Linked DNA regions of Homo sapiens: region 2 is linked to region 1. Evidence: chromatin loops called from intact Hi-C (ENCODE). Cell type or tissue: IMR-90. All regions are shown on one strand. Links, peaks and the distances in the headings refer to the core of each region. The heading gives the core; the rest is flanking DNA.

What was found. A loop is a pair of places that touch in the nucleus more often than their neighbours do. Peaks named below come from ENCODE experiments on the same cell type or tissue, not always from the same donor. Only the 100,000 strongest peaks of a DNase experiment are listed, where the experiment ranks them.
Region 2: it touches region 1 in a loop (2.0-fold over the local background); 1 of 110 quality-filtered maps calls a loop at or near these places.

What each region holds. Positions count from the first base shown.
Region 1 is chr13:26,650,357-26,661,923 of GRCh38, reverse strand. The region is part of intron 3 of WASF3 (WASP family member 3); the gene reads right to left. Among named protein-coding and RNA genes, the nearest start is that of WASF3, 98 kb to the right of the region's middle. RefSeq lists an enhancer at 2,873-3,467. In IMR-90, for the core only: a CTCF peak has its summit at 4,836 (motif pointing left); DNase peaks (open chromatin) are centred at 4,843 and 8,423.
Region 2 is chr13:26,569,978-26,581,544 of GRCh38, reverse strand. The region is part of intron 1 of WASF3 (WASP family member 3); the gene reads right to left. It also overlaps the pseudogene RPS3AP44. Among named protein-coding and RNA genes, the nearest start is that of WASF3, 18 kb to the right of the region's middle. In IMR-90, for the core only: no CTCF peak of the experiment used is centred there; a DNase peak (open chromatin) is centred at 6,094; H3K27ac peaks cover 336 bases.

The DNA.
Region 1 (11,567 bases), core at 1,818-9,817:
CAAAGCCCAAGTGCTTTACCTACCATTTCTCCTCTTACAAATCTGCCATGATTTCAATCATTTTAACAGTTTTAAGAATGACTGAAATCCCTCTCACCACCACCTCTCATACCCATTAGGATGCTACTATTTAAAAAACAAAAACAAAAACGCAGAAAAGTGTTGGTAAGAATGTGGAGAAATTGGAACCCTGTGCGCTGTTGGTGAGAATGTACAATGGTACAACTGCTGTGGAAAACTGTGTGGTGGTTCCCCCCAAAATTAAACATATGACCCAGCAACTCTACTTGAGTATATACCCGTAAAGAAGTGCAAGCAAGGATGTGAAGAGACATTTGCATACCTATGTTCACAGAAGCACTATTCACAGTAGCAGAGGTGGAAGAACCTGAGTGTCCAGCAATACATGAACGGATAAACAAAATGTGGTACACACATACAATGGAGTATTATTCAGCCTTTAAAGGAAGGAAATTCTGACACATGCTACAACATGGATGAACCTTGAGGATGACATTAGGCTAAGCAAAATTAATCAGTCACAAAAGACAAATACTGTACGATTCCACTTATATGAGGCATGTAAAGTAGTCCATTTCATAGAGACAGGAGAATGGTGGTTGCCAGGGGTCAGAGGAAGAGGGAAATGGGGAGTTCTGTAACGAGCGCAGAGTTTTGCTTCTGCAGGATGACAACATTCTGGAGATCTGCTGCACAGCCATGTGTACACAGTGGTTAACATTACTTGCTACAGCGTGGATGCTGGTTGCCTCCAAATCTCATGTTGAAATGTGATCCCCAATGTTGGAGGTGGGACATGATAGAATTTGTTTGGATCACAAGGGTGGATCCCTCGTGAATAGACTAATGCCCTCCCTGGGTGAGCGAGTTTTTGCTCTAGTAGTTCCTGTGAGAGCTGGCTGTTAAAAAGAGCCTGGCGGCACCTCCCACTCCTTGTTTCCTCTCTCTCTCCATGTGACCTCTGCACACACAGCTCCCCTTCACCTTCCTTCATGAGCGGAAACTTTCTGAGGCCTCACCAGAAGCAGATGCTCGTGCTATGCTTCTTGTACAGCCTGCACAATCATCAGCTAAATAAACTTCTTTTCTTTCTAAGTTACCCAGCCTTTACAGCAACACACAAAGACGCTACTGGACTGTCCACTTAAAAACTGTTAAGGTAAATTTAATGTTATGTAAATTTTATCACAGTTTTTTTTAAAAACCTGGAGAAGAAAATCATAAAAATCTAGAATTCTGCACTGAAAAACCCTCCCTCTTCCCCTGCTCCTCACCCTACACTCTTACTCTCCTCCCTTCGCAGCAAAGCTTCCCCAGAGTACCCCATGCTGCTCTGTCCTCGCCCCTTTCCCCATTCTGCCCAACCCCACGCCAGTCCTGTTTTTGCCCTATCACTCTATGAAAGGGCTGACCCAACTCAGCAGACCATTTCTCCCTGCTAAGTCAAGGGCCAGTTCTCAGGCCTCATCCATCCGGCCTCTCTCTGGCATGGCCCAGTGCTGACCATGATGCCCAGGCCAAGCCTGCCTGCCAAGAGCCTGCAGGTGCCCTCCTGCCTCGTGGGCCCTCTGCTCCCTCTGCTGCTTCCTCCCTCCCCAGACTCAAAATTCCACAGGAGTCCAGGGCTCGAGGTCTTGGCTTTTTCTTTTTATTTAACAAAAGTTCTTTTTGCTAAAAAAAAAAAAAAAAAAAAAAAAAAAAAAAAAAACCAAACAAAAAACAAAAGCTAATTACTTCTGCTTCTAAACCTAGTGTTTTAATATTTCCAAAAACTCCACTTTTAAAAGCTACTGACACAGAAAAAAAGATCTGTGTTAAATATTCCAACCTCTTCTCTTTTCCATCAACATTCATTTAGGCATCTCATCCGGTCTAATGGCTGTAAACACTTCCTCTATGCTGATGATTCCTAAATTTCTACCTCCAGATGGGCCTCTTCCTGAGATCCTGATGCATGTATCAAACTCCTTACTGACAGCATCACTGGGTGTCTAATAACTGAAACATAACTTGCCCTGAATGGAGTCCTAATACCCCCTCATAAGCCTGCTTCTCTCCCATCTTCCCCTCTTGGAAGAGCCAGCTCCATTCTTCCCGTTGCTCCAGTCACAGACTTTAGGGTCATCCTTGCCATCTCTCAATCACTCACACTCCACACTGGCTCTCCAGCAAACTGTCATACACATCCATTTTCAGAATATATCCAGGGTCTGACTGCTCTGCACGCACCACCTGCCCTGATCCTACCCTGTCCCAAGGCATAATCACCACTCACCTCGACCTCCCTAACCGCCAAGGGATTGGTCTTCCAGCAACCTTGCCTCCATCCACGCCCCTGCTCAGTTCACTCTCAACCGAGCAGCCCCAGTCATCTTGTCCAAACCAGTCTCAGATCCTGTTACTCCTCTGAGTGTTCAAATCCATTCCATGCCTTGCCAATTCACTCAGAATAAAAGCTAAAGGCCAGATGACCACTTATAAGCTCCTACACGACCTAGCTCCGTTCACCTTTGGGCCTCATCTCCTATTAACCTCTCGCTTGTATGTCCCACTCCAACTACCCTGGCTTCCTCACTGTTTCTCAGACATACCCAAGCATCCCCCTTCTCCCCAGGCCTTTGCATTTCCAGTTCCTTCTGCGTAGACCACTTCTGCTCCAGAAACTCACATGGTTTGCTCCCTCACTTCCTCTAGCTCTACACCCAAATGTCACCTTCTAAGTGAGGCTTTCCTAGCAGCCCTGGCTAAATGCCATCACCTCATCACACATGTGATCACACACCCCTCTTATCCCTGCTCTGCTGTATTTTCCTGACTAGCACTAATCACCAAGTAATAAATTATGCACTTGTATGTATTCATCTTGTTTCTCATCTGTCTCCCACCACTAGAACATATGATCCACAAAGACAAGGATTCCCCTTAGCTCTGTGTACTGCTATATCAGTCTCCAATGTCTAGAGCATGCCTGGCTTATAGTAGGTACTCAGAAAAGATTTCGGAATAAGTGAACAAAAACATAAGAACTGAGTCCTGGCTAACTCAGGATGTAGACTGGGCTCTGTAAGAGCATTTGACCCCCTCTGTGCTCCACAATGCCCTAAGCTGACCTGGATCACAGGACTCGTCAGGGAACTCTAATCTTGCCTTCATTCATCTAAGCTCTAGGAGAGTTGGAGTTCTGCCTTTCACCTCTGCACTGCTTGTGCTCAGCCAGTGCTCAACAACTATCAGCTGAATGAAAAACACATGATCTATGCCAGTGTTTCTTGTTAACAAGCACAAAGCCAACAAATGCTTCCTGCTCAAGGCAGGCTGGGCAATGAGGAGCTAGAAGGATTAAACATGTTTCTATGCCTTGGGGTGTCTTAAAGTCATTAATAAGCTAATGTGCACTGGCAATCTGCAAGAGAAGCATCTAACATATCATGTTCTCATAGTGACTGGGCCTGGAAACGCCTAATAACATCTTTCAGAACTACTGTTTTATAGAATCCATTTGGTGAAATGCTGGGTGTTTTGTAGATGAGCACCACGTTCCAAATGCTTCATATTCAAGTCTATCAGTTCTTTATTTCTGAATGTCTGACATAGTCACAAAATGAAACCAATTATTGTGTTTCTGCTTGACCATTCATAGTTTAAAATAAATTTATATATACACACATACTCCAGTCCAACTTTAAAAGCTCCCATCCCATCCCCTTCGGCTGTACAGAAAACTAATTAATAGGGACAGCATATACACCAAGACTATGGGAGTGTATACACAATAGCCTCTTGCAAAAGTGACAGCAATACTCTCAAAGCACACCAACTATTGTTGAGAACAACATCATGTACTCTCAGCTCGATGCTGCATAAGCAGAAAAGGACAAGCAACATTTGCTTCTAGGTCCGATGCCTAACCCTATTTGAAAAACATGCAACTGATACTACATTTCCACTCAGAAGTTCTCAATTTATAAAGGGACATAAAATTTAGAGACTTGCATAATTAATATTTTGCCAGCTGCTGAAAGCTGACAAGTGTCTGAAGAGAAAAAAATGGAAAGAGCTATATTTTCTGATGAATAAGAATAGTGTTATAATTACAATCTTCAGTTTTGCAAACAGCAAATGATTTGAAAAGCTGAATTCTACTCACTCTTTCAATAGCAAGTCCATTAATAGCTAAACTAATTCTGAATTATGGAGCACATTGAGGTAAATGCAATTTATTCATTCTTTGTTGACAAAGGTTCCACTTCTGGACTTATTAGTACCACATGAACTCATGTCCAAATACATCAGGTTGAGATAAATGCCTCTGTTAACTAAAGAAAAATCAGGCTTTTGAAGAATTAAAGTTAGCTTTATTTGTAAGTCTTACTGAGGAATGTAACCCGGGAGAGGCTTCTCAAGAGTTGTTATACTATTTTAAAGTAGTATTTTGGCCCACAGTTTATATATAAGTGATGGCGGCCCTGCCTGTGTCTAGCAGGTACATCAAATGTGTTTAGAAGTAACATTAGATACTTTTGCACCAACCTAATACAAGTTACAATAGAGTAAAATGTGAGGATACATCTGGTTACAGATGATAAAAGCAAAATCCTTAGACATTATCTTCTGTATTTGGAAAATGCAGTGATTTAGAACCTGCGCTCTACCCCGTGTATCATCTTTAGGGCATTCTTCCAGAGGGCTGCTCTCAGTCCTTGAGTCAGGCACTTTGTGAAGTTTTGTTGACAAGGGATTTTGTTGAAATTCTGCTGGCAAGCCAAGCGAACAAGCAAAGGGCTTCTTACTTTTGTTACTTTGTCTCACAAGTTCCCCCTTCTGGTCGTAATTCAACCCTCTGTTGTATATACAAGACCAGCAGTGATTGTATTATGTAGTTGGGAAGGCTCTTCTCTAGGAAAGTCCATAGTCTTTAGTCACAGTTGTCATAGTCATAAGGAATGAGTATCAGGTTTGGGGTGTATACTTGTCTATTTATTAGAAAACATGTTTTGGACTGTATTTATTTCTTTAATTAGTATGATCTCGTTTTTTTCTTGATGTAGTCTTTTTCTGTACCTAATCTATTTTAATGGGACTATTACAAGGAACTATAGATTATATATGGTAGTATTTATTTAAAATAAATAATTTTAAATACCATGAAAGTGAGTTACAGATCGGAGAAAACATAACTAACAAAATTGGGATATATTTGTATATTAACTGTACTTTTAAATTAAAAACTTTAATGGAAGTATTGACGATGAATTTTTGTTTGGGTTAGAATGATAAGACTTTTTTTTATTTCTTAGTATTGGGAAGGTTTATTACCAGGAAGTCATGTTTCTTGGTGGGGGAAAAACAATTTTGTTATTTATTGTAGGCTGGCCAGATTGTTAGTAATATGGGGTCAGTCACGACATGAAATTATATGTTATTTTTTGAATAATGAATTATTTTTAGTAACTGAGTGACAATTATTTTGGCCTTAGCCACTGATAAATAGTTTCTAAATTCTGGAGAGTTTCAGGTAAAGAGAATTTAGGTAAAGAGAGTTTTAAGTAAAGAGAGTTTAGGTAAAGAGAAAGGTAAATGTTTTCATTTGTTTATGAAACTACACTTTACTCAGTTGTTTTAAGACACGAATAGCTTAAAAGAAACTTTTTTTTACTTTGGAAAACAAAGTATAAAGAAAATCACTAATGTTTTGACTTTGTCTCACACCTCTAAATTGCCAAAGCATAAAAACTGTACGTGGATTTTCAGCTGTATTTAAAAGTAAAGATTTACTGGAAACAATCAAGGTATCTTGTATGAGTCCTTTCTGGGGAACAAAAGAGCAGTCATAACTAGGGCTTTCATAAATTTTAGCACACACACTGGAACCTAGATCTTGGTTTGACAAGATTTTGGCTTTTTGTACTCCACTAAAAGGAATCAAGCTTCTTGGAAAAATGACTCCAGGGCTGAGGGCAGAAAACCACATGAACCTAGAATGTATTGCTGTGCTAGAAAGAGTAAGGTACTCAAAGGACTTTACTTCCGAGATTGGTGGGGAGATGTCAAAAGGACACAGAAGCCTGTCTGAAAGGGCTCCCACCAGCCAAATGTGGAAAAACGTAAGGATCAAAATAAGTCAATGGATTATAAACCACAGAATAAAATAATCCATCAGTCCATACTGATATAAATGAGCAAGTAAATAAATAGGGAAATAAATGAAAGCATTTGCAGCAGAATGCTTACTAACTAATGTTGAAGAAATTATGGCATGACAAAAAAATCACCATTCTGCAACCACCACAGCAACTGTTTCTGTCAAGGATCATCAATGGATGCTGAGACTAGTGGGTTCATAGAAGGATGGGAAACAGAACATTTATATAGTCTCAAAGTGTCTCCCCATATGACACTTTTTAATCACATAGGGAAAAAAATCTTTGCATTACAGAAACTTGGGGTAATCAATCCACTGATGAAAGTCAATACCACCAGTTATGACACAAGCAGACACATGAGCTTCCTAATGAAACGCACAGGGGAGAACACATCATCACCGTGTGATATTTCTTTCAATATCTTAAATCCAGTCACGAGGAAACATTAGAAAATCCAGACCAACGGACATTCCATAACATAAATGCTGTTTCCCTTCTAAAGTGTCAAGGTCATAAAAGTGTCAAGGTCATAAAAGTGTCAAGGTCATAAAAGTCACAGAAAGACTGAGGAACTATTTCAGATTAAAGGAGACAAAAAAGAGATCATTTTTAATATATATGCATACATGCATTTGTATGGTGGGAAAGTGGAAGAGAAGTCTGAGAAAAAGAAGAAATGTAAAACAAAATCTGGGAAATCTGGGTGAAAGTTTATGGAAATTCTTTGTACTGTTTTTGGTCTTTTTAAAGTCTAAAATCATTTCAAAATGAAAAGTTAAAAAAGAAACTTTATTATAGTATCTGTAATGTCAGTTCCTATTGAATTCCATAAAATAACAAGTCATAATATTGGGCTTAAAGTTTTTTCCTCTTTTTTAAACCTATTTTTTCTCCTATAAAAGCAACACATGCTTATTGTAAGAAATACAGAAAATACAGGAAAGTAAACGGTAGGAAAAATGGCCCAAAGTCCAATTAAAGACTCTACTGCTACCGTCCTGATTATAAAACTAACACATGCTCATGATAGAAAATTTGAAAAATTAAGAAAAACAGAAAGAAAAGTCAACCATAATTAACTATAATGAACTTTTAAAATACTTCTTTACAATATTCTAAGCATTTTAAGAACTTAGATAACAGACATTGATTATTAAGCATATTCATTTTTTCAGCAAATATTCAAGCATCGACTGTGTATCAGGCCTTGTCCTTGTTGCTTGAAGAAATATACTTGTGGACACAGCCCCTGTTCTCATGAAGGGTGTATTATGGTTGAGGAAAACAGACAATAAACAAGCAATATGTCTGGTGAAAATAAGTGCTATGGGGAAAATAAAGCAATATTTTTTATAGAGAACAGAGTGGAAGGAAGTGGGTGGTGGTATTTCAGTGGTCACAAAAGCCCTCTCTGATAGGATGGTATCAAGTGACTGAAGAGGGGGAAGATGAATATCTAGGGAAAGAACCTTCCAGGCTGAAGACAAATATGTGCTTGGTGTATGTCAGCAACATCAAGGAAGCCAGTGTGGCTAAAGGCTAGTGAGTGATGGGGAAAAGGGTAGAAGAAGAGGACAGAGAAATAGATGCCCTTCCCTTTGTGTTGGGGCGGGGGTCGGTGGGGAGTGACTGGAAATCCAACAGAAGGCAAGAGGCATAGTGACTTGGATCGGAATAGTGACATCAGGGCAGCTAACAGGCATACAGACTTGCTACACATTTTGAAGATGACTGACGTCATTTCACTATTGGACTGGATGTCTCTGATAGGAGAGAAAGAAGACAATCAAAAGCACTGTAAGAGGAGAGCTTCCACTTGCTAAGACAGATAGGGGATGGCTGGCAAAGAGAGAAAGAAATCATAAGTGAAATTTTAGACATGTGGGATTAGAGATACCTATTAGAAATCCAAGTGAAGACACCGAGTGGACAGTTGTACAGTTGTATATAAGTTTGAAACTAGGAGATAGGTCAGAACTGAAGACACACATTTGAACATCATCAGCATAAAGATGTTACTTTGAGCCATGGAACCTGATGAGGTCACTTAGTAAATGAGAACAGGCAGAGAAGAGCCAAGTGGGGAAGATCACTGAGGAGACAAAGCACAGCTTGGGAGGTAGGAAAAACACCAGAGTGAGGTGGCGGACCACTGTGCAGGTGAAGAGAGTTTCTCCAGAGGAGACAGTTATCTGTGAGTCGCATGCCAGTAACAGATGAAGTAAGAAGGCTGATCCTGGCCACTGGATTTTAGCAGCATGCGAGTCACTGGTCATGCCAATAAGCACAGTTTCAAAAGCGTTGAGTGTGATGAAATCTCAATGGGGACAACAAACAATGTGGGAAATAGAGGCCATGGAGATATGAATACATCCTTCAAGGAATCTTGCTGTGGGAGCAAGAAATGGGATGACAGGGAGAGGATGATCTGAAATTTACTCAAATTGGGAGACTTCTTTGCATATTTATACTTGATGAGAATGACACAGAAAGAGGGGGAAAAATAATACAGAGAAGAAAGAAGGTACATGTATCCTGGAAGCACCCTGAGGATATGGGATCCAGTGCTCCGTTGGAGGAGACAGCATGGATAGGAGCATGAACAGCCCATCCATTTAAGGGAGGGTGAACAGGACACGTGGATGCAGAGCCTATCAGCGTGCAATGTGTCAGAGGGAGACCTTTACTTCTGCTCTGATTGCTTTTCTTTTACCAGTGAAATAAGAAGCACAGTCATCAGCAGAGTGGGGAGGTGCGAGGTGGAAAGATATGAAATAGGCAACTAAGAGCACAAAAATTAATTAACACAGAGATTACAACGGGAATGCTGAGCAACACCAAGGGCCCTACCTAAGGCATGGGCTCATGATTTTAAACCTTTCTTCTTTTCTAACATAACATTTAAAGCTACAAATTTTTCTCTATACACTTCTTTAACAAAATCCCACAAATACAATGGCATTTTGTGTTCACTACCACATGGTTAGCAATAGTTTCTAACTTCCCTTTTGAGTTTTTCTTTGACCCAAGGATTATTTTTTAAATACTGTTTGATTTTCCAATATTTGAGCATTATCTAAAAAGATTATAATTATCTCATTATCATCACTCTCTGTATATTAATCTTTTAAAACTTACTATTTTATGGCCTACCAGATGTCCCGTTTTGGTGTATGTTTCACGGGAAATTAAAAGAATGTGTATTCTACAACTTGGGAGTTTGGTATACAAAGATGAATTAAGTCAGACTGGCTGGTATATTGTTCAAACCCCCTATATCCTTACACATTTTCTGTCCACTTGTTCTTTCAATTACTGAGCGGTACTTGTTAAAATCTCCAACTATGATTTTGAGTTTGCCTACTTCTCCCCTCAGTTCTATTTTTATTCCATGTAGTTTGCAGTCCTCTTGTTAGGTACATATACATTTAAAGCTCTGTGTTCTTGACTCTTTTATCACCATTAAAGGTCCTGGCTTATCTGTTTTATATTCTATTTTATCTGACATTCACAAAACCACACCAGCTTTCTTATAACTTGTGTTTGCAGGGCATATTTTTTCATTAACTTTCCTTAAATCAGTGTCTTCATCCTCAAAATGCATGTATTTTAGTCTCACTTTTTAATTTAACCTGATAATCTCTGCCTTTTAAGAGGAAGTTTAAAATGTTTCTATTTAAAGAAATTATTGATGTGGTTAGGATTCAATCTATCATCTGACTGTTTTCCATTTGGCCCTTCTGTTCCTTCTTCCTTTGTTCTTCCTTTCTTGCCTTCTGGGATAATCAAATCATTATTTTAGGATTTCATTTGATATCTATGTTATTCTTGATGGTTACTAGAAATTATACTATGTACCCTTAACTCATCTCTACTTTCAAATAACATAGTACTTCATAAACAATGTAAAACACAACAGTGTAAGTCTATTTATCACTTTCACACTCAGCATTTACTGTCACATATTTTACTGTCACATACATTATAAATGCCATAAATTTTAAACAGTTACTAGTCTTTTAAGCAGATACAGACCTAATTATTGATGACCTTTTCTATTTAATCCCATATTTACTTTGTCTGGACTCCTTGCAGATCCAGGTTTCCAAATGGTATCATTTCCCTGAAGCGTTAAGAATTTTTTGTAGTACAGGTTGCTGGAGGACTAATTCTCTGAGACTTTTGTCTGAACAAAATGTCTTTCATTTTTAAAAGATATTTTCACTGACTATAGAATTATAGAATGACAAGTTTCTTCCTTTTAGCACTTACCCACTGTTTTCTGGTCCAATGTTTCTGATGACAAGTCAGCTGTCATCCTTAACATTGTTCCCTTCTTTTACATGATGTATATTTTTCCTCTTTCTTCTTTTAAGATTTTCTCTTCATCTCTGTTCCTTTAGCAAAATTTTTGGTTTTTGGTTTTTGTTTTTTGTGTTTTTTTAGAGTCTTGCTCTGTTGCCTATGATGGAGTGCAGTGGTGCAATTTCAGCTCACTATAACTTCTGCCACCAGGATCAAGCCATTCTCATGCCTCAGCCTCCCAAGTAGCTGAGACTACAGGCATGCACCACTGTACCAGCCTAATTTTTGTATTTTTAGTAGAGTTGGGGTTTCATCATGTTGGCGAGGCTGCTCTCGAACTCCTGGCCTCAAGTAATCCACCTGCCTTGGCCTCCTTAGCAATTTTATTATGACGTGGTTTTCTTTATACTTTCAGGAATTTGCTGAGTTTCTTGTGTCTGTTAGTTGATATCTATCATCAATATTCAAAACTTATCTTCCATTACTACTTCTGCTCTATTCCTTCTCTTTTTCTCCTTTTGTTCTGAGATTCCAATTACGTATGTGTCAGACGATTTGATATGGTCCCATATTTTGAATGCTCTAAAATTTTGTTGTTGCTTTCTAAATTCATTTTCTCTTGTGAATCACTTTAAATAATTTCTATTAACTTATTTCCAAGTTCACCAATCACTTCTGCTGGGTCCTGTCTGCTATTAGGTCCATCAGATGAATTCTTTCTTTCTGATACTGTATTTTTCAGTTCTGGCATTTAAAAAAATGATTTCCATTTCTCTGCTGAAACTGCTATTTCCTCACACGTTGTTCATCTTTTGCAGTACATTCAATATATTTTTCTTGATTCTTAGAATTTCCATCTTTCTGACATTACCTATCAGTCCCTGCATGTTATCTACTTTTCCATTAGATCCCTCAGCATATTAATCATAGTTCTTTTAAATTCCTGGTCTGACAATTCCAACACTCCTCCCATATCTGAATCTTGTTCTGATGCTAGCTCTGTACCTTCAAACTGTGTTTTTTGCCTTTTAGTATGCTTTGTAATTTTCTGATGAAAACCAGACATGACAAACAAGGTGAAAGGAATCCCACTACACA
Region 2 (11,567 bases), core at 1,697-9,696, 80 kb after region 1:
GAAAGTTTTCCCACTGATTTCTGTGGGGAAATAGATCAAAATGCCTTGCTCAACTCAAACTTTTCTGGATTTCTATTCATTCAACTGTTAAAAAAAAAAAAAATTGGCTGGCCTAGGTTAACTCCTCAGATTACTACTTCAGAAATTCTGTTAACTTAAATTTAAATGAAATTTGCAAAATCTTCTGAGGATAGTCAGATTAATCAAATTCTATTCAACTTAGGAAAAGACACCACATTCCATCCATTCACATATGGTTTCCTCATTTTATCACAACCGATACTTTCAAAATAATCTTAAAAAAAAGAAATTTGACCAGGTATAGTGGCTCACACCTATAATCCCAGCATTTTGGGAGGCCAAGACAGGCAGATCACTTGAGCTCAAGAGTTCAAGACCAGCCTGGGCAACATGGCAAAACCCCATCTCTTCTAAAAATACAAAAAATTAGCCAGGCATGGTGGTACATGCCTGTAATCCCAGCTACTCAGGAGGCTGAGGTGGGGGGATCAACTGATCCCAGAAGTCAAGCTTGCAGTGAGCCAAGATTGTACCACTGCACCCCAGCTTGGGTGACAGGAGTGTGACCTTGCCTTAAAAAAAAAAAAAAAAGAAATTTATGCTGGGTGCAGTGGCTCACGCCTGTAATCCCAACACTTTGGGAGGCCGAGCTGGGCAGATCACCTGAGGTCGGGAGCTCGAGACCAACCTGACCAACATGGAGAAACTCCATCTCTACTAAAAATATAAAATTAGCCGGGTGTGGTGGCACACGCCTGTAATCCCAGCTACTCGGGAGGCTGAGGCAGAAGAATCGCTTGAACCCGGGAGGCGGAGGTTGAGGTGAGCCGAGATCGTGCCATCGCACTCCAGTCTGAGCAACAAGAGCAAAAACTCTGTCTCAAAAAAAAAAAAAAAGAAAGAAAAAAGAAATTTCAAAACTACCAGAAATAATTTGACCTGAGAATTAGGCAGCCCCCAAAATAAAACCAAAATATCAACAAGCAACAAAAAATAACATATGAAATCCAATACTTCAGGAATAATATTTGAATGCTAATTGGACCTACAAAAGAAATATTAATCTAATGCTTGTCGAGTTTTAGACAAAGCCCATGGAAAGTTTAGCACCATTCATTCAGGTGTTTCTGAAAAACAACTGAACATCTTGAGAGAAGCAGAAAACTGTATGTGTTTTAAGTTATATTATCCTACAGCACTTCTGACAAAAGAAAACCACAAAAGCCAACTTTTGGACGTATTCATATTAATAAGATTCTATCCTAATATTCTAAAAGGTAAAAGTTGGAGATTTTTTTAATGAAAGATAATGGAAAGCAAAAAAATGCACAGTAAGAATTGTCTTAATTACTGGAAATGCAGGCACCTCTAATTTTCAATATCTAAGGCAGGGGTGTCCAATCTTTTGGCTTCCCTGGGCCACACTGGAAGAAGAATTGTCTTGGGCCACACATAAAATACACTAACACTAACACTAAAGACAGCTAATGAGCTAAAAATAAGTAAATAATAAATAAATCACAAAAAAATCTTGTAATGTTCTAAGAAAATTTACAAATTTGTGTTGGGCTGCATTCAAAGCCATTCTGGGCCACATGCAGCCCATGGGCCATAGGTTGGACAAGCTTGATTTAAGGTTTCAGAAATACAATCATCCTAGAAAGCATCTTCAGCATGATTCAGTTTTGCTTTCTCTGAGCTCATTTATTCATTTCCCTTGCCAGTTCATTCATTTCTGATGACCAAGCATAATCAGTGCTCACACCAAACACCAGGAGCGCCATTTCCTGGTTTTAAAAAAAGGGTAAACACAAGGGTCTATATCATGCTGAACACTGGGTGAGGGGGTCCAGGGGGCTGTTACAGAGAGAATCATGTTGTTTATTTTTTCTCTTTCAGGAATTCACTGAAACAAACAAAAAACAAAATAGTAAACTAGGCAAAGTGACAATGTAGATGAGATACCATTATACCTGCAAAACAACCCAAAAAGTAAATGTCTTTTCAGTAAAAGAATGCCACTACTTTCAACCTTACTTCCTATCCTTGGCACTTCAGCTTAACATGTGTCTAGAACCAGACTACCCACCTATATATTTCATGGACTATTAAAATATTTGAATGTATGTGTCTGCTATCCAAAATTAACTAATGGTAAGCAAAAAATAATAATTACTATAATTAATTTGTTAATAATAGTCATCACTATCTTTCCCCTTCTCTAGGCTTGGGTATTTACTTTTGTATTTTAATCTAGTTTCTCTCTCCTTAAGGCAAGAGGACCACTTGAAGCCAGGGGTTCAAGACCAGCCTCAGCAGCATAGTGAGACCCCATCTTTAAAAAAAAACTTAAAAAATTCGCTGGTCCTAGTGGCACACACCAGTAGTCCAAGCTACTCAGGAGGCTGAGGTGGGAGGCTCACCTGAGCCCGGAGTTTGGGGTTACAGTGAGCTATGATTGCACCACTGCTCTCCAGCCTGTGCAACAGAGCAAGACCCTGACCCACAAAAAAAAAAAAAAAAAAAAAAAGGAAATGTATCCCAAGAATATAAGGTTAGCTTAATCTCCAAAAATCAATATAATAACTACTATCATAAAGGACAAAATCACATGATCATCTCAATAGAAAAAGCATTTCCCAAAATCCAATATCCATTCATGACTGTTGATTTGTTAAAGAAAAGATGTTAAATGATATCAAGAACAATACAGTATGTGTGTCTCAATGGAGACACAATGAGGAAGCTAAGGCAAAATACATGAAACGAAAGAAGTTTATTACTCATAGGTCCCAGAGAGGTTAGAGTGCCAAACAGAGACAGACAGGAGGTCCTGAGACAGGAGAGGGAAGGAGCAGGAGGGAGAGGGAGAAAGAAGAACTGTGGAACTACACCTTTAAGGGACATTATTCCTTATGCTTTCCTTCTTGTGAATTGGTTAAAGAAAACAAATGTGAATGGGAACTTATTCACATGACTTCTGAGGCTGACCATTAGGTTTTACTGTGATCGGCAGCTCATGGTGTGTTGCATTTTGGGTCAGTGAGATGAGGCACAAGTAGGCCATATTGCAAACAACTGCAGGGAGGGGAAGTTCTAACTAGGCCAAAGGTGACAGGGCATGACTGAATTACGAACAATTTATGTTAGGCCTAAAATGAATGCTAAGGTAGCAACTTTATTAAACTTATCACAGTGATTAAAAACTCCTAGACTTAGAAGAAAAATTTTTCAACCTGGTAAGTCGTCTACAAGAAAACAACTAAAATCACACTTAATGTTGAAGGACTGAATGCTTTCCCCCTGAAATCAGGAACAAGGGAGGAATATCTAATCTTATAATTTCTACGCAATATTCTAAAGGAAGTTCTATCCAGTGCAATAAGGCAGGAGGAAAGAAAAGAAGGGGGGAAAGGAGGAGAAAGTATCTAGATTGGAAAAGAGGTAAAATTGTCTTGCTAGTCAATTTCATGATTACCACATTTTATGATCCTATACATAAAAAAAAGTCTAAGGAATCCACAATAAAACTACTAGAATTAAAAGACAAATTCAACAAAGTCACATGATACAAATTAATATAAAGAAATCAACTGTAGTGACTACAAAGAGGAAACCTAAGGGAGTTCCTCTGTGCTGATGGAACAGTTCTGTAACTTGATGTGGTAGTGATTACATGAACCTATACACATGATTAAATTGCACAGAACACACAACTGAGTGCATGTATAAACTAGTGAAATCTGAATAAGGTCTGCAGATTGTACCAATGTCAATTTCCTGGTTTTGATTTTTTTTTTTCCACAAATAGGACTTTTTACTTGCCATTATTATAAGTCTGAACTTTAAACAGATTCTTGGACTGGTGGTTCATATCCATCAGCTCATTCAACTTTAGCACCTGTCTTGCTCCCAGTGGCTTTTCCAGAACTACTGCCTTCACCATGAAGCTCCATGAGTTTTCCCAATTCAAACTTGGGCTTCTTCAGCATTTTTACTTTTCTAACGAAGACATCATGGAGAGGATAAATGGATTGGCAAGTCTTTTCTATGTCTTTTCCAATGCTGTCTGGAATCAATTTATTGACCACTTCTTTCAAGTCATTTTTCTGCACCTCCCGGGTCTTGATTTCCATCATATTCTTCCGGATTTGGCGGACCTGTTGGTGCTGAGCATAAAAGGTTTTCCATATCGGATTGTTACATTGTTTTTAGGAAAACCAACACAGAACAGACAAAGCAAGTAACCATCGGTAGTCCTGACATCAACATGAGCTTTAATCACTGTCTGCCATTTTTTGACCATGGAACACATTTTGTCACAGGTAAGATCCATGCCAAGGAAGTTAGGAAGTTTTTGCCCTGAACATCTTCAGTAATCAGCTTGAATTTTCTAAATGCAATCTCATCTTTCTGCAAATCAGCAAGACTCACTTCAAACACATGACCCTTGAGGCCATCAGATGCAATTTTGTTTCCTTGGGTCCTGGTGACTAGCATCTTTCCAATATTCCTTATATTGAACACAGAAGGTGCTTTCACATCATACCACTCTTTCTTAGAAAATGGATCAACCACTTTCTTCTTGGCTCCCTTTTTGCCTCCTTTCGTAAGGCGTTTGTTCTTGCCAACAGCCATGGTGCTGCTCAGAGAGCCAAAAGGGCGGTTTTGATATTATACTATAGTTACGTAGGATGTTACCACTGGAGGAAGCTGGGTAAAGAATACATAGAACCTCTGTGAACTATTTTTGCATTTCCAATGAGTCTATTATTGTTCCACAATAAAGTTATTTTTAAAGTTAACTGTAATTCTACATACTAACAACAAACTATGAAAAATGAATATGATCTTCAGATGACTCTTCTCTGAAAACTTGGGAACCACTGACTTAGACCTTTTTTGAGATAGTAAGTACATAAGTTACATAAGCACATGATGTACCACACTCCAAACTATATCTCAGTGAAGTTCCTAAACATTACAATCTCCTGGCTATCATTTAAAATATTCAAAGCCCACGTACCACTTCAGACCACTGCAATTTCTGAGGCTAGGTCAAAGGCCTCAGTACTTCTGAAATTCCCCACGTAAACCACTACTGTATGATGCAACAATTCTCAAATTTATGTTCCAGGACCTCTTACAGTTCAAGACCCCAAAGAAGAGTAAAAATAGAAAAGGAAAAAAAAAGAAAGTAATGAAACAGGAGTGGCTTGAACCCAGGAAAGAAACAAAAGAAAGAAAAAGTCATAGTAGAGAAGGAATTAAGATGTCCAAGGGAGAATAATAGATTCAAATGAAAATTTTACAAAGGGCATTGAGGAAAAGTAGAAAAACAACCATAAGAAAGTGAAATTTAAAAAGAAGTATAAAGGGTCAAAGTTGAAGTGAATAAAACAAATTAGGCAAAGAGGGTCAAATATTTATATAATTAGAAATACATATACCTCCAAGATACATATACATCAAACTCTGGAAGAAGATATTCAAAACACTAAAACAGAATATTTAAAATAATACTCTAAAAAAACTTCCTGAAAATAAAAGACCTGAATCTACACATTTTAAGAGCCAACTGGGGAAAACTGACCAAGAACAAACTACCCCAAAAATGTAACCTAGTAAACTATTAGACTTTACGCATATGAAAGATATCTTCGAGGCCTCCATGCTAAAAGATATCACAGAATGATATCAGAGAATGAATCAGCCTGGCATCAGACTTAGCAAAGCAACATAAAAAGCAAGACTAGTAGAAAATCATTCTAGAACCTGTCTCAAATAAATAAATACTAAAAATAAGAAAAGAAGCTCAGTAAAAAGGATTGTATATCAAGCCTACCTGTCCTTCAACTAACGAGGCTAATAAAAAAACTTTGAACAAGCAAGAACTCATAAAATACTTACACATGTATCTTTCCTGAGGGTTCTAATCCCTTTCTCAACCCAGGTTCATCATCTGGACCACAGGCTAACTATGTTCTCAGTTCTGCCAAGAACATTATACAACTAATAGAATCCTAGATGCACAGGAGAGACACTGACACATTACATTCAATGGAACATCCGGGCTTGAGCTCCATCTAAACAAGGGATGACTAAAGAAACGTAAGCAAAAGGACTGGTCACAAAGTAAGCATTTTATGTATTTAACTGTAGAACTAAGAATAAAAACAAGACAGAAAAATGATACATAAACTGTATATGTCCTGAAAAGATTTGAAAATGCAACTGAAATAATGGGAGGAAAGGGAAGAGAAAAAGGAAAGAAAAAAAAGCCATACAATCATAGGTGATTGTATCGTGAACAGATGAGAAGGAAAAGATGCCTTATAAAAGTAGCATACAAGACAGTAAAAAGATAGGTTAAAAATAAGAAGGGGTTGGCCAAGCACGGTGGCTCACGCCTGTAATCCCAGCGCTGTGGGAGGCCAAGGTGGGCGGATCACAAGGTCAGGAGATCGAGACCATCCTGGCTAACACAGTGTAACCCCGTCTCTAGTAAAAATACAAAAAATTAGCCGGGCGTGGTGGCAGGTGCCTGTAGTCCCAGCTACTCCAGAGGCTGAGGCAGGACAATGGTGTGAACCCAGGAGGTGCAGCTTGCAGTGAGCCGAGATCGCACCACTGCACTCCAGCCTGGGTGACACAGCGAGACTCCATCTCAAAAAAAAAAAAAAGAAGGGGTTAAGGTACTACAAAAGTACGAATTCAATGGTACTATTAGAAGAAAAACTTAGTCCCACCTTCCTGATATCAAAAGAATTTTTTAAATTAAGAAAAACACATCAAACAATAAATGAACAGAGTAAATATACCAAAATACAGACAGTAATTTAACACAATGACAGAACTGAGAACAAACCTATCAGTTATAACAATTAATATGAATCAGCTTAACTTGCTTATTAAAAGAAAGATATTTTCAAATTTGCTTAGAAAGCAAAGACTATGCTGTATATAAAAGACATACTTAAAATGCAGTGATTCAAAAAGGCTAAAAATAAAGGAACAAAAATTTACCAGGTGAATAAAAATAATCAGACAAAAAAAAAATCAAGACAAAAGTTATCTGAATAGTCCTAACTACTTTTAAATACTAAAAGTTAATTTCACAATGCAGAATACATTATTAATCTCTATGAACTAAATAACAAATTATGCCTGATCCAAGAGTAAATAAATAGAAACACACCATAAATAAAACACACTACTTGATACAAAGCAGAGCATAGGAAAAAAAAGATATAAATGATTTCAACAATATAACCAACAAAGTAGTTGTTCTGTATATATAGAGAGAGAGACAGCACTCCACTCTGGTAACAGAGAATATAGCTTCTTGAACACTCACAGAAAATTATATGTTAAGGCACAAAGAAATCATTACTATGTTCATAAAATGGAAATATCACAAAAAATATCCTCTGATCACAGTGCAAAAACAAAACTAGAAATACAAAACACTGAAAATGATACAAATACTGTAAGGAGAGGTGGACAAATGAACAGTGGTACAGTTATACAATGGAAAATTATACAGCAAAAATAACAGATGAATTTAACAAAACTTGTTGAATGAAAGATTTAAAAACAAAACTACATAATAATGATTTATTTCTGTAAAGTTCAAAAGCAGACAAAACTCAATATTAGAAGTCAACTTAGTGGTTACCTTTGGAGAGGGGTGGGCATGAGATGAAGGGAATGTGAGGGCCTTCTGAAGTTCTGGGAATGGTCTGAGTACTGGTTTCATGGATGAATTCATTTTGTGAAAATTCAACTATACTTCTGATGTAGACTTTTCTGTATTCATATCAGTAAAATATACAAAAATAATAATACTAGTAATTAAATCAAGGAAAATAAAACTAGAAATTAAGAACAAAAAAGCCTTTCCACCTAAAAATTTATACAACTCTTGGGTGAAAAGGGATATACAAACAAATGACTGAATTTCTGAGAGATAATGAGAACCTATACATCAGAGTCCATAGAACACATTTAAAGTAGTAATCAAGGAAACAAAAGCAAAAATAAACAAATGGGATTGCATCAAATTAAAAAGCTTCTGCACAGCAAAGGATAAAATGAACTGTGCACTTAAAAATGGTTAAAACCATAAACTTAATGTTATGTATATTTTACCTCAAAAAAAACTGAAATAAAGCACAATCTAAGTTTATCAAGGAAAAATGAGCAAATGCACAAATACAAAAAAGATAAAATATATTAATCACAGGAAAGTACTCTGTACACCTCTATGGAAATGAATTTAAAAGCCTAGATGAAATGGATAATTTCATAGGAAAACAGAGTTTACCCAAATGGACACCCATAGAGATAGAAAGCTTAGGCCAACTAAATTCCATAGAAGAACTGAAAAAAGTTATCAAACTACCCTCCCCCAAAAAACCCAGATGATATCAAGAGGCAAGTCTATCAAACCTATACAAACCAGATAATCCCAATATTACATCAATTTTTTTAAACATGAAAAAATATTGCCAAATCCTTTTTTATAAATCAAGTGTAATATTAATAACTGAACCTGACTGTGATCACACAAAATAGGAACATTACAAACCAATATCACATATGAATATTAATGCCAAATTCTGAAATAAAATATTAACAGACTCCAACACCACATTAAGAGTTTATACCAGGCCAGGCGCGGTGGCTCCCGCCTGTAATCCCAGCACTTTGGGAGGCTGAGGCAGGCGGATCACTTGAAGTCAGGAGTTCATGATCAGCCTGGCCAACATGGTGAAACCCCATCTCTACTAAAAATACAAAAATTAGCCCAGCATGGTGGTACGTGCCTATAGTCTCAGCTACTCGGCAGAATCGCTTGAATCTGGGAGGCCGAGGTTGCAGTGAGCCGAGATCGTGCCACTGTACTCCAGCCTGGGCGACAGAGCAAAACTCCACCTCAAAAAAGGAGTTTATACCAGGAATGCAATAATGATTCCGATTAGGAAATCTAGTAATATAATTCACCATATTCATAAGTCTAACAAGAAAGTCATATAATTGCCTCCACAGGAGGCCAAAAAAGCCCTCAACAAAATTCAGTATTCATTCCTAATATATATATAGAATAAATAGGAGTAGACGCATACTTTCTTAACATAACTTAAGACAGAACAAGAATGAATTAGTGTAAGAGCATGTGCATGCACGCACATACACACGGTGAGTGCAAGTGCCAACATCCTAAAGGGCAAATTCTACACACATTCTCATTAAGGTCAGGAACCAGATACGAATGCCCACTACCTTTTCCACTATTTAACATTTTTCTGAAGGTATTCACCAAGGCAATTAGACAACAGAAAACAATTAAAGGCACAAACAATGGAAAAAAAGAACAACAACTCTCTAGTGGTTGATGACATGTTAGTAAACCTGAAAAACTCCAGGAATCAATGACAAAATTAACTCAAACAATTAAAGAATTAAGCAAGGTAGCAAGATATAAAGTAAACAAACTAGTCTTCACATACACAAAGAATAACCAGTTAGAATGTAAAATGGAACAGAAAGTCCCATTTATAACAGCAACAAAATACTCAGGAATAAACAATAAGAAATGTTCAAAACCTATACAAAGAAATCTATAAATTTATACACATCTGAAAGGCACATGAAAGCAGACGAACATTCGACTGTTCTTGGCTAAGACATCACAACTTCATCAGGTTGTCAGAGTTGATTTGTAAATATAAAGCAATTCCAATAAAAATTACACAGCTTTTTAATGGAGCTCAACAAATTGATGCTGAAGTTCATGTGGAAAAGCAAACACAAAAGACCAGCTCAGTAAATGTGCAAGGGAGGAGCTAAGAGGGAGAAATGCCCTTTCCAAATATTAAAACAAAGCCTCATGATTAAAATTGTGTGAATAGCATATGAACAGACAGAACAACAGAATGGAATGGAACGCCCAAAAATAGACCCAGCTACATACAGAAATCTAATATACAGCAATGGTGGCATCACTAATAACTGGGTAAAGATGAACTTTATAAATGGTGTTGGTACAACTCAATCACTATTCAGAAGAAGACAAAATCAGATCTATTCCTCACACCATATATATCAGAATAAATTTGTAGCGTATCATAAATCTAAATGTAAAAAATGAAAACTACTCAAGTACTAGAATAAAATATTGGTGAATCCCTCTATAAATAATCTGACCTTGACTCAAAACCCATGCCCAATTCAATTAAAGAAAAGCTTGATAAATCTGACTACATGAAGATATTTTCATGGGGAAAAAAATCAGAAAAGTCAAAACTAGGAGAAATATTGTAACATATATCAAAGGAATATTATTCCTAAGGCAAAGAAAAACTTTTAAAAAATGAACAGAAAAGGTGCAAAAATTCTATAGAAAAAAGGGCAATAGACAATTCTCAAAATAATATAAAAATTTCCCTTGAACATAAAAGATCCTCAACTTTAGTCATAATAAAGAAAATAAATATAATTAAACTACACAAAGATTTTTCACCTATTAGATTGGCAAAAATTTGAAAGCTTCACAATATCCTCTAACTAGCAGGCTATAAAGAAACGGGCACTCACACACTGCTCAGAGTAATGCAAAATGGTACAATCTCTATGAAGGGGAATTCAGCAGCGTCTAACAAGATTACATATACATTTATCCTTCAACCCAGAAATCCAAATTTGAGGACTTTATTCCCAAATTAAACCTCCTGCAATATAAAAATACATACACAAGGTTATTCATAGCCACATTATTTGTACTGTAATTGCAAAATATTGGAAGCTACCTAAATGTCCAAACACAGAAGACTGGTAACGAAACTGCATCATATTCACACTATGTGAACAGCACTATACAGCTATAACATTATGAGGAAGAGCTCTGGAATCTGATAAAGAGTAATTAATTTCTAGAGTATATTTTAAGTGAAAAAAAGCAAAGTGCAACAGAATTTAAACAGTATGCCACCTTCTGTTTTTGAAAAAAAGGTAAATAAGAAAACATACATGTATACTGTCTTAAAAGAAACTAGAAAAGTGAGGCTGGTTATTTACAAGAGGGAGAAAGGACACAGTCAAAGGGATATGAGAGGGAGTGACACTTCTCTGAAACTACGGTTTTTGTAGTTTTGTATTAGATTATGTTAAAAAGAAAATCAAATCAACAAGGACCCTAAAACAAATGATCAAGGTGTAATTTTTTGTTTTTTTGAGACGCAGTTTTGCTCTTGTCCCCCAGGCTGCAGTGCAGTGGCAGGATCTCAGCTCACTGCAACCTCCACCTCCCAGGTTCAAGCGATTCTCCTGCCTCAGCCTCCCACGTAGCTGGAATTACAGGCGCCTGCCACGACACCCGGCTAATTTTTTTGTAATTTTAGTAGAGATGGGGTTTCACCACATTGGCCAGGCTGGTCTCAAACTCCTGACCTCAAGTGATCCGCCCACCTTGGCCTCCCAAAGTGCTGGGATTAAAGGCATGAGCCACCGCGCCCGGCTGATCAAGGTATAATTTAAATGAATAA